2 separate regions of the Mus musculus genome follow, and region 1 is linked to region 2. The links are chromatin loops, found by intact Hi-C in ENCODE. Cell type or tissue: left cerebral cortex. All regions are shown on one strand. Each heading gives the region's core, and the rest is flanking DNA. Links, peaks and the distances in the headings are about the cores only.

Evidence for each region. A loop is a pair of places that touch in the nucleus more often than their neighbours do. Peaks named below come from ENCODE experiments on the same cell type or tissue, not always from the same donor. Only the 100,000 strongest peaks of a DNase experiment are listed, where the experiment ranks them.
Region 1: it touches region 2 in a loop (3-fold over the local background); 4 of 42 quality-filtered maps call a loop at or near these places.

What each region holds. Positions count from the first base shown.
Region 1 is chr7:101,059,430-101,063,822 of GRCm38, forward strand. It overlaps the pseudogene Gm5735. Among named protein-coding and RNA genes, the nearest start is that of Fchsd2, 47 kb to the right of the region's middle. In left cerebral cortex, for the core only: a CTCF peak has its summit at 2,145 (motif pointing right); DNase peaks (open chromatin) are centred at 2,160 and 2,975; H3K4me3 peaks cover 287 bases.
Region 2 is chr7:101,265,203-101,269,595 of GRCm38, forward strand. The region is part of intron 13 of Fchsd2 (FCH and double SH3 domains 2); the gene reads left to right. LOC115486538 (a long non-coding RNA gene) reads right to left here. Exons shown (of 2, transcript XR_003946843.1): 2 at 1-4,393. Among named protein-coding and RNA genes, the nearest start is that of Gm50587, 8.9 kb to the left of the region's middle. In left cerebral cortex, for the core only: no CTCF peak of the experiment used is centred there; DNase peaks (open chromatin) are centred at 2,522 and 2,866; H3K27ac peaks cover 960 bases.

The DNA of each region.
Region 1 (4,393 bases), core at 244-4,243, 210 kb before region 2:
GCACAGAATCATCTGCATATTGAGCTTCTAAAGAAGGGGTGGCCTGAGTCTGTGAAAGGAGAACTGAAAATTCGGATGGACGATTAATACCGTAATACCAGCAGCAGGAAGTTAAGGTGTAGGGTGACAGATTGCATATATATATATGCATACATATACATATACATATATATAGATATATACATACTCCTATTTTATGAATTTTCTTCAGTGAACAGAGAAAAATGAGAGGTAAAAAAAGTGCTCGTGTATGGGGCTGGAGAGATGGCTTAGTGGCTAAGAGCATTTGCTGCTCTTGCAGAGAACCCAGGTTCTCCTGGCCTCTGAGGGCACCTGCAAGCACATGACATACATACTGAGAAGCAGGTGTGTGCACGCACATAAAATTTATAAAGCTAAATGCCAGTTTAGATGGAGAAATAAAGTAAGCAACTGTTTTCATTTTAAAAGAAGGAAGAGAGCCAGGTGGTGATGGCATACTCCTTTAATCCCAGCACTTGGGAGGCAGAGGCAGGCAGATCTCTGTGAGTTTGAAGCCAGCCTGGTCTACAGAGTGAGTTCCAGGACAGCCAGGGCTACACAGAGAAACCTTGTTTTGAAAACAACAGCAACAAATGGAAAAGGAAGAAGGGGGAGGCAGGGAGAGGAGGGGGGAAGGCGGGGGGGGGGGGCAGGGTGGTGGTGGAAGAGAGGTGTGTGTGTGGGAGTTCTTGGTAAAGTTATTTGATTCTTAGCACAAATACAAAAGTAAAATCAAAGCAGCCACATTTACACTCACAATGCCTTCTCCATGCTTTAAGAATGCTTATGTTTGAGCATCTGTGTGGTGAGGTGTGTTAATCTGGTAGACTTGTATGTGAGAGCATGGGTGCACGTGTCCTTGCACTTGCAGGGAGGCCCGAGGAGAACGCAGAAGAATGTCCTAAGCCTTTCCAGACAGGGTTTCTCACTGATGGGCAAGCCCCAGGGATCCTTTTGCTTCTACCTCCCAGAAGCTAGGGTTATAGGCTAGATATAGATAACTCCAGCTTGAGGGGTTTTTATCAACTTGACACAAGCTGGAGTTATCTGGGAAGAGGAATCTTAGTTGGTAAAATACCTCCATCCTATTGTCTGTAGGCAATTAATGATTGACATGGGATGACCCAGCCCAATGGGGCAGGGCCATTCCTGGGCAAACGGGCATTGGTGGTATAAGAAAGCAGCGAGCAAGCCCCTGCCGAGCAAGCCAGGAAACAACATTTCTTTGTGGTTTCTGCTTTAGTTCCTGCCCCAACTTCCTTCCAATGAAGTGCTGTAAGCTGTAAAAAAAAAGAAACCCTTTCCTTCCCAAGTCGTGGTATTTCATCATAGCAACAGAGACCTATGTTAAAAACAAAACCAAAAAAACTTAGTGATGGAATCTGAACCTAGGTCTTCATGCTTGTCCAGTGTTCTCACACACGGAGTCACCAACGGAGTCTCACGCGGCTCAGGCTGACCTCGAACTTCCAACATAGCTTGTTACAAACTTGGCCTCCTTATCCTCCTTCCTCTACTTGCCTAATGCTGTTACCAGCATTTGCCAACGCACCAAGCTCTCCATGGGTTTCACAGCCTGTTCCTGAACTGAGTACCATTCACTCTTGCAAGACAAAGGTTTAACTCCAAATCCGTGACCTCTACCCTGCAGGTCCCCATCAAAGCATCCCTGATTCTCATCCAGTAGAGTGGTCCTCTACTATTGTGCCTGCGGCCTCTACTATTGCGCCTCCGGCCTGCCTGCATGGAATAGCTTTTTTTTTTTTTTTTAAGTTCTTCACATTTTTATTCTTTGTGCACAAAGACTAGCATGATTGGTTCTGCTTGGTAATCAGTCGAACAATCCATTCAAGGTCGCTTAGTCCAACTTAGTCCTTAGTCATTCGCGTACTGCCGGAAGCACTGGCGGCACAAGTTCAGCCCGTATTTGCGGATCAGACCGTGGCGGTTAGAGCAGACGCGGCAAGAGCGGGAACCCTGGCCGAACTTCCGTGGGTGACTCCAGTAGAGCTGCTGGTGACCCATCTTAGCATTTTTATCCCCAGTGCCCAGCTCATTCCTTCTATCCCCAGAGAGTTCTGAGTGGGATCTCCAGAGGGATTCAAGTCCCATGGATTGGACCCCAGGTGGCGCTGTCTGCCCGTGAAAGAGTCGAGGAAACCCAGAACCCGGAGCCTCTGGTCCCGGCAGCCAGCGATGAAACCTCAAATTCCAATCCTGCTTGTCCTCGCAACATCACCCCATGAAACATCATCCCACGCAACGCATCCATGCCTGGTTTATTCTCATTCTCTCTCTCTCTCTCTCTCTCTCTCTCTCCACCTCCCACTTCCCCAACCCCACTCCACCCGCCAAATGACAACTTTCAGGAGTTGGTTCTTCTTCCATCCTTCGGGTCCTGAGGAGCAAACTCAGGTTGGTTGGCTTTGCAGCAAGTAGCGTTATCCACTGAACCATCCTACCAGAACTCGGCGCCTGGTTTTACATTTCAGCATTTCAAGGCTGGATGCCAGAAGAAGTGGGTAACCCGCAGGCTATCCCAGCTGTTTCCTGGGGGACCTAACTTTCCCAGAAAATGGCATGAATATCGTTATTTCTTTCAGAATGCCACCTAAGTCTTTCTGAGGAGACGCTACTCCCCTATCTGGTACAAACCCTCTTACCTCCCTCCTTGTTGGAAAACATGGCTACGAAGTACAAGGTTCTGATTCTGAATCTAGCCCTGGTGTGCTCATTTCCCCAAGCTTTAGGGACCCTGTGTGTGACACGCAGACTAGCCCCAGCACTCTGGGCTACCAGTCCCCAGAATCTCTGCTGATTGAGAAAGGCAAGAGGTGTGGCCAGTCAGCATCTTGGCTAAGGGCAGGCTGCCCTGGAGTTGCCAGAAGGAAAACATTTTCCGGGAGCCGGAAGGGCTGGCAGAACCCAGGGCCGGGTGGAGAGACCACAATGGACCCTTGTGTGGTGGTTTAGCTTGGACTCACCCGCAGGCCCAGCTTCTAGGGCAGGGTGGGCCCTGTTTTCTGATCTGCAGCCAGACCCAGCTCCTAAACAACCCGCCCTGGGCCCAGACAGGAGCCAGAACTTTGCTTCAAGTCCAGAGGGTGTGAAGCACACAGGCCGGTGTCCAATGGCTTACTCTCCTCTGTCAGCCTTCCTGGAATCCTCCTGGCTAAAAAACTTCACATAAGCTTTGAAGGCCCATCTTCACAACCAGAAAGGCATCCAGCCCTGGGAGGTTTCTCCTTCAGGCCACCTAAGGGAGCTCAGAGCAGACCACGGTGTCCAGCCTGTGGTGACTTTGTTAATTATGCCTGGATTCTAGCCGGGCATGGTGGCACATGCCTTTAATCCCAGCATTTGGGAGGCAGAGGCAGGCGAATTTCTGAGTTTGAGGCTAGCCTGGTCTACAGAGTGAGTTCCAGGACAGCCAGGCTACACAGAGAAACCCTGTTTCCCAAAACCAAAAACCAAAAACCAAAAAAAAAAAAAAAAAAAAAAAAAAAGCCCAGAGTCCATCTTCAAGGCTTAGCTTCTCTACCCCAGGAAGCCTCAGTTTCCCCCTCTGCCAAGAGAGTTGGTAATTCACATCTGAGGGACAGAGATGCTGAGAGGGTATTTGAAGTGTCTGGCCTAGCCTCTGTCTCAGGAAAACACCCACCCAAGCCAGGCCAGACGGCTTGTGGCAGCCTGATGGTACTGTCAGAGATCAGGCCCTGGGCTCTGAATCTCCTCTGAAGCAGCGGACAGGAAGTCCTCCAGAGCACCCTGTGGACTGTACCCAACAATTCCCTTCTCTGAACCTTGAACTAATCATGCTTCAGGACAAAGGTCCTGCCCTTGTAAGCCTCTGAGTTGTTGCTGGGGACCCTAAAATTGCCAGGGTCCCACAGGCTCCTTCATATCAGCCATCACTGATTTAATCACAAAGGAGGTCTGGAGTTGCAGCTCAGCTGACAGAGGGATGAGCTAGCACAAAGCTCTTTAACCAGCACCTTTTAATGTTGGCTATAATGGTCTCAGAAACAAAATGTAAACAAACAAAACTGCCTTAAGTAGGCAATGGTGGCCTGTGCCTTTAAGTCCAGCACTCAGGAGGCAGAGGCACGCAGATTTTTTGAGTTCCGGGTCAGCCTGGTCTACAGAACAAGTACTAGGACACCGGGGATACACAAAAAAGAAACCTTGTTTCAAAAACCCAAAACAACAATCACACACACACACACATGCACACGCACACGCACACGCACTTCCTTAAGCATAGAAAGAGATCATACTTGAAGGAATTGCCGATAAGCTGATAACAGCCTTGCAGATGTCTCACGTTTGTTGGAACTTATTATGTAACACAGCCTGGCTTCAAACTCGTGAC
Region 2 (4,393 bases), core at 71-4,070:
CCAGGCATGGTGGCACACACCTTTAATCCCAGCACTTGGAAGGCAGAGGCAGGCCGATTTCTGAGTTCGAGGCCAGCCTGGTCTACAAAGTGAGTTCCAGGACAGCCAGGGCTACACAGAGAAACCCTGTCTCGAAAAACCAAAAAACAAAAAAAAAAAAATGATTTTGTAATGATTTTGAGGATCACAAGTGTTGTTGTATGCTGACCATTTTCATTGCTGAACAATAGTGTGTTGTATAGCTGTAGATGTTTGCTATCCTTCTACTCGTTGGTGGGCATTTGGGTTGTTCTGGACTATTACTGTAATTTTGTAAGTCTTGAATTTGTATAGGGCATGTACTACTAACATATGCTTTTGAATATGCTGTATAGTGGATATATAGTTAATGTTTCAAGAAACTAATCCTGGTGACACAGGTCTGTAATTTAGCTCCTTGCAGGGCTGAGGCAGGAAGATCACAAGTTAAGATCTGTAATAGCCAATGAGCTCAAGGCCAGCCTGGACAATTTATTGAAACCCTGTCTCAAAATTAAAAGTGTAAAAAGTGCTGGGAAAAGGCTGACTTTCTGAGACAGGATCTCCATTTATAGCCCTTGCTGGCCTAGAACTCACTTTGTAAACCAGGCTGGCCCTGACTGTTCTTCCTTCCTCTGCCAGGTTTGCGGATAATCAACACCAAGGCTGTTCTCCTTTAAATAGACTTTGATCATTTTATTTGGAGTTTGTTGTAAAAAAAATTCTTTGTTCTATCCAACTTACCAAAGTTACTGGCATAAAGTTGCTTATAATATTCTTGGCTATTCTTTGAATATGTAGAGTGTCTTTAGTGATATCAGTCACCCCTCTTATTCCTGTATGTTTTGTGTCCTCTTCTCCCCACCCCCATCATTCTGTTCTAATGGAAGTTCATCAAATAGATGGCTTTCTACAGTTAGCAAACTTTTGGTTTCATTGCTTTTTTGTTGTTATTGTTTTCCTGTTTTATTAATTTCTGCTTAGATTTTAATTATTTCCTTTCTCCTGCTTAATTTGGATTTAATTGGCTCTTTTATGATTTTTTTTTTCTTCAGGTAGAAGCTAGGGATGTTGATTTTAGACATTTTCCCTTTTCTGGTGGAGGCATTTGGTAAACATTCCTGCTACATACATCTGTAGGCTCTTTGCACAGTTTTGCTACTGTGTCATCATTCAGTTCAAGATGCTTTCTGACTGGTTTTTCAGCCCTTGAATTTTTGAATGTTGAAAATTTGTAGAAGCTTTCTAGATATATTTCCACTTTAGATTTCTAATTCACTTATGTTGTAGATCAGTAACATACTTCAGTTCTTTGAAATTTACTGAGACTTCTTTTGTGACCCAGTGTGTGATATATAAAGAGTGTGCATTCTGCTGCTCTTGAATGCTGTGTTCTACAAATGCAGTTACATCTTGTTGGCTGATGGCACTGCCTATGTCTTCCATATTCTTACTGCTCTGTGATGCGCTATGCCTTAGGGAATACAAGTCGTGTCCCAAACCTGTGTGAGTTCTAGAGATACGTTTCTCTTGTCCTTCTAGATGGTTCTATTTCTGGCTTCAGCTACTCTGTTCATGCACATACACTACTCAGCTGAAGACTTGAGGCTCTGCAGATTTCTCAGGATCTCTTTCTGCTCTCCTTGTTACTGTGCTATAAACCCTAGCCACCTTGGCCTGCATGATCTCCATGTTCCACTCAATTCAGAGGGCACACTGTCCTCAGCTTGGAAACTTCTTCTGAGCATAAGTTGTGCAGACTTTTCCATTCCCCAGACACTACTGTCTTTCATTGCTTAATGGCCTATGTCTTGAAAACTTTTAAATTTTTGACCATATTTTATGTTATTACATTTATTTATTGGTGGTAGGGCATACTAAATTAATCAAATAGAGGTCAAAGGACAGCTTGCAGGAGGTGGCAAGTACCTTTACCCACAGATCCATTTTACAGGCCCACAACAAATTTTTTAAAATTGTTTCTGGCATGAAATTCAAATCTGGTCCTTAGTATTCCATCTTGCTTTGAACAGAAGTTTATATATTATCTACTTAGTGCTTGGAGTAAGGTCCTGTGCTCTGCAAGTAGAGTTCAGAGGTTCTGCTAATCAGTTTTCTGCAAGTAGCTGCTTTCCTCTGTGTTGGGTGTCAACAAATTCTTCATCTGACTCTCTGTGCCTCATAAAACCAGCAAAAGATAATGATGGACTGAGTACCTCCCATTTGCCAAGTGTATGGGGTTTAAGATGCATTACCTCCTTTAATCCTTCTGATAGCCCTGTGAAAAAGTACTTGTCTTCATTAGAAAAATAGTTGTCTTCAAAAGAGAGTTGAGATCACTAAAGTTTAGGAACCAGATGACTTGCCCAGGGTCACACACAGCAAGTAAGTGATACAGTCAGTATTCACCTCCAGCCAGTCAGTCACTGCTTCCTGTCTGGGAGAACCCCAGAGCTCGTAGCAGAAGACAGCCGCTACAGAAACTCACACAGGGTTCTTCTTACTGCCTTTGCAGGAAGAGTAAGCTTTTTACAACATTTAAGAAAGGAAAAATGTAAGTATGGCTAAGAAGAATTGTTTTGATTGAAGAAAGAAGGGTTGAGAGTGTAGTCCTTAGATAAGAGAGTAAGGAAGAGTGGGATTTTAGATAGGCTGGGTCAAGAAACCATGAGAACAATGAAGAGGGAAAAGGAAGAGATTAGTCTAAGATACTTTAAAAATCCTCTAGAACCACACAAAGCATCTGACATCCCTGTTGTCACTAAAGCCTTCTAGTCCTTTCCGTGAGAATCAGACATGAACTAAAAACAGAAGGTAAAGGAATGTTTAGTATCAGTCCATGCTGGCAAGAGAAAGTTCTCTGGACTGATTCCCAGTACCAAAGCACAGCACATGTTAGCATTCCATATATATTTTTGGAAACTTGTTCTACCCATTTTTATAAATATCTGAGTGTTTTGTGTAATACAGTGAAATGTCTAACTTTCCCTAGAGTATGAAAGAAAGGTCTTCTGAATATATAAAATATGTTTAAGGGACCAGAGAGATAGCTCAGTAATTAAGAATGTTTGTCCATCCTTACTCTCTAACGTTCTTGGTCCTATTGAAGCATTTCAGTATCTAAGCATACTGAAATGTTAATACCCAAGAGAAAAGCCATTACGTACGTATTCTGGTCACACGATCAGTGTGGCACCGTTTTATTTGTTACTGTTGTTGTTTTATTTTGTTGTTTCTGTTTTTTAAATAAACTATCACACCCTCCAAAAAAAAAAAAAATGTTTGTCCTGCTTTTGCAGAGAACCCATTTCCCAGCACTACAACAGGAGGCTAGCATCCACCTGGAACTCAATACCTCTGGCCTCTCTGCACATACACAATTAAAAATAAAATACATCTTTTTAAAAAATGAAAAATTTCACTGGTCATGGTGGCCTTACGAATAATCTATGTACTCAAAAGAAAGAAGCAAAGAATTCTAAGTTGAGACCAGCCTGAAATGCATACATTTCTGGCCAGGCTAGTATATATAGTGATACTCTGTCTCAAACAACTGAATGAAAACTAAACCTCTGTACCCAGTAAACAGTAACTCCCATGAGCCACCTTCAGTCCCAATAAAGGCTGTGCTGCTAGGACTTTGACTGCTCTTCACGCTTCCTAGAAATGGAGTTGGTTTATCTTTTTGTGATGGCTTACTTATTTAGCACAATGTCTTTAAAGTACATCCATTTGGTAGCATGTGTCAGGCAGCATTCCTTCCTTTTTAAGACTGAGTAATATCCATTATCTGTGTATACTGTCTTATTTACCTATCCCTTTAGTAGTGGAACTTAGGCTGTTGTAATATTGCTGCTGTGAACATGAATTTGCAAACATCTGTTTTAGTCTTTGTTTTCATTTCTTTAGGTGTATACCCAGGAAATTTTTGTATACTCCTATTTTTAATTTATTAAGGAAACTTACCATTTTTCACAGCAGATGTGCTATTTACAGTCCCACTACTGGTGTATAAGGTTCCAGCTTTGCTACATTCTTAGCAATACATGCTCTGTTTTCCTTATGATAAAGACACTAATGAAAATGGAGTAGTGTCTCATTGGGGTGGATTTTGTTGATTATTTCTTGTTATGTTTGTTTTGGGGGTTGTGTTTTGATTGATTGATTGATTGTTACAGGGGTTCATGTAGCCCAGACTGGCCTGAACTCAACTATATAGCCATGTGCTACCAAGTGTCACCCTGTAGCCTAGACTGAAATCACACTTAAAGCAGTTCTCCTGACTCAGCCTCCTGAGTGCTGGTATTACAGACATGCTCCATCATACCTGGCTTCATTGTAGGGGTGAATGGATCTCTTATAGCTCATGCTAGCT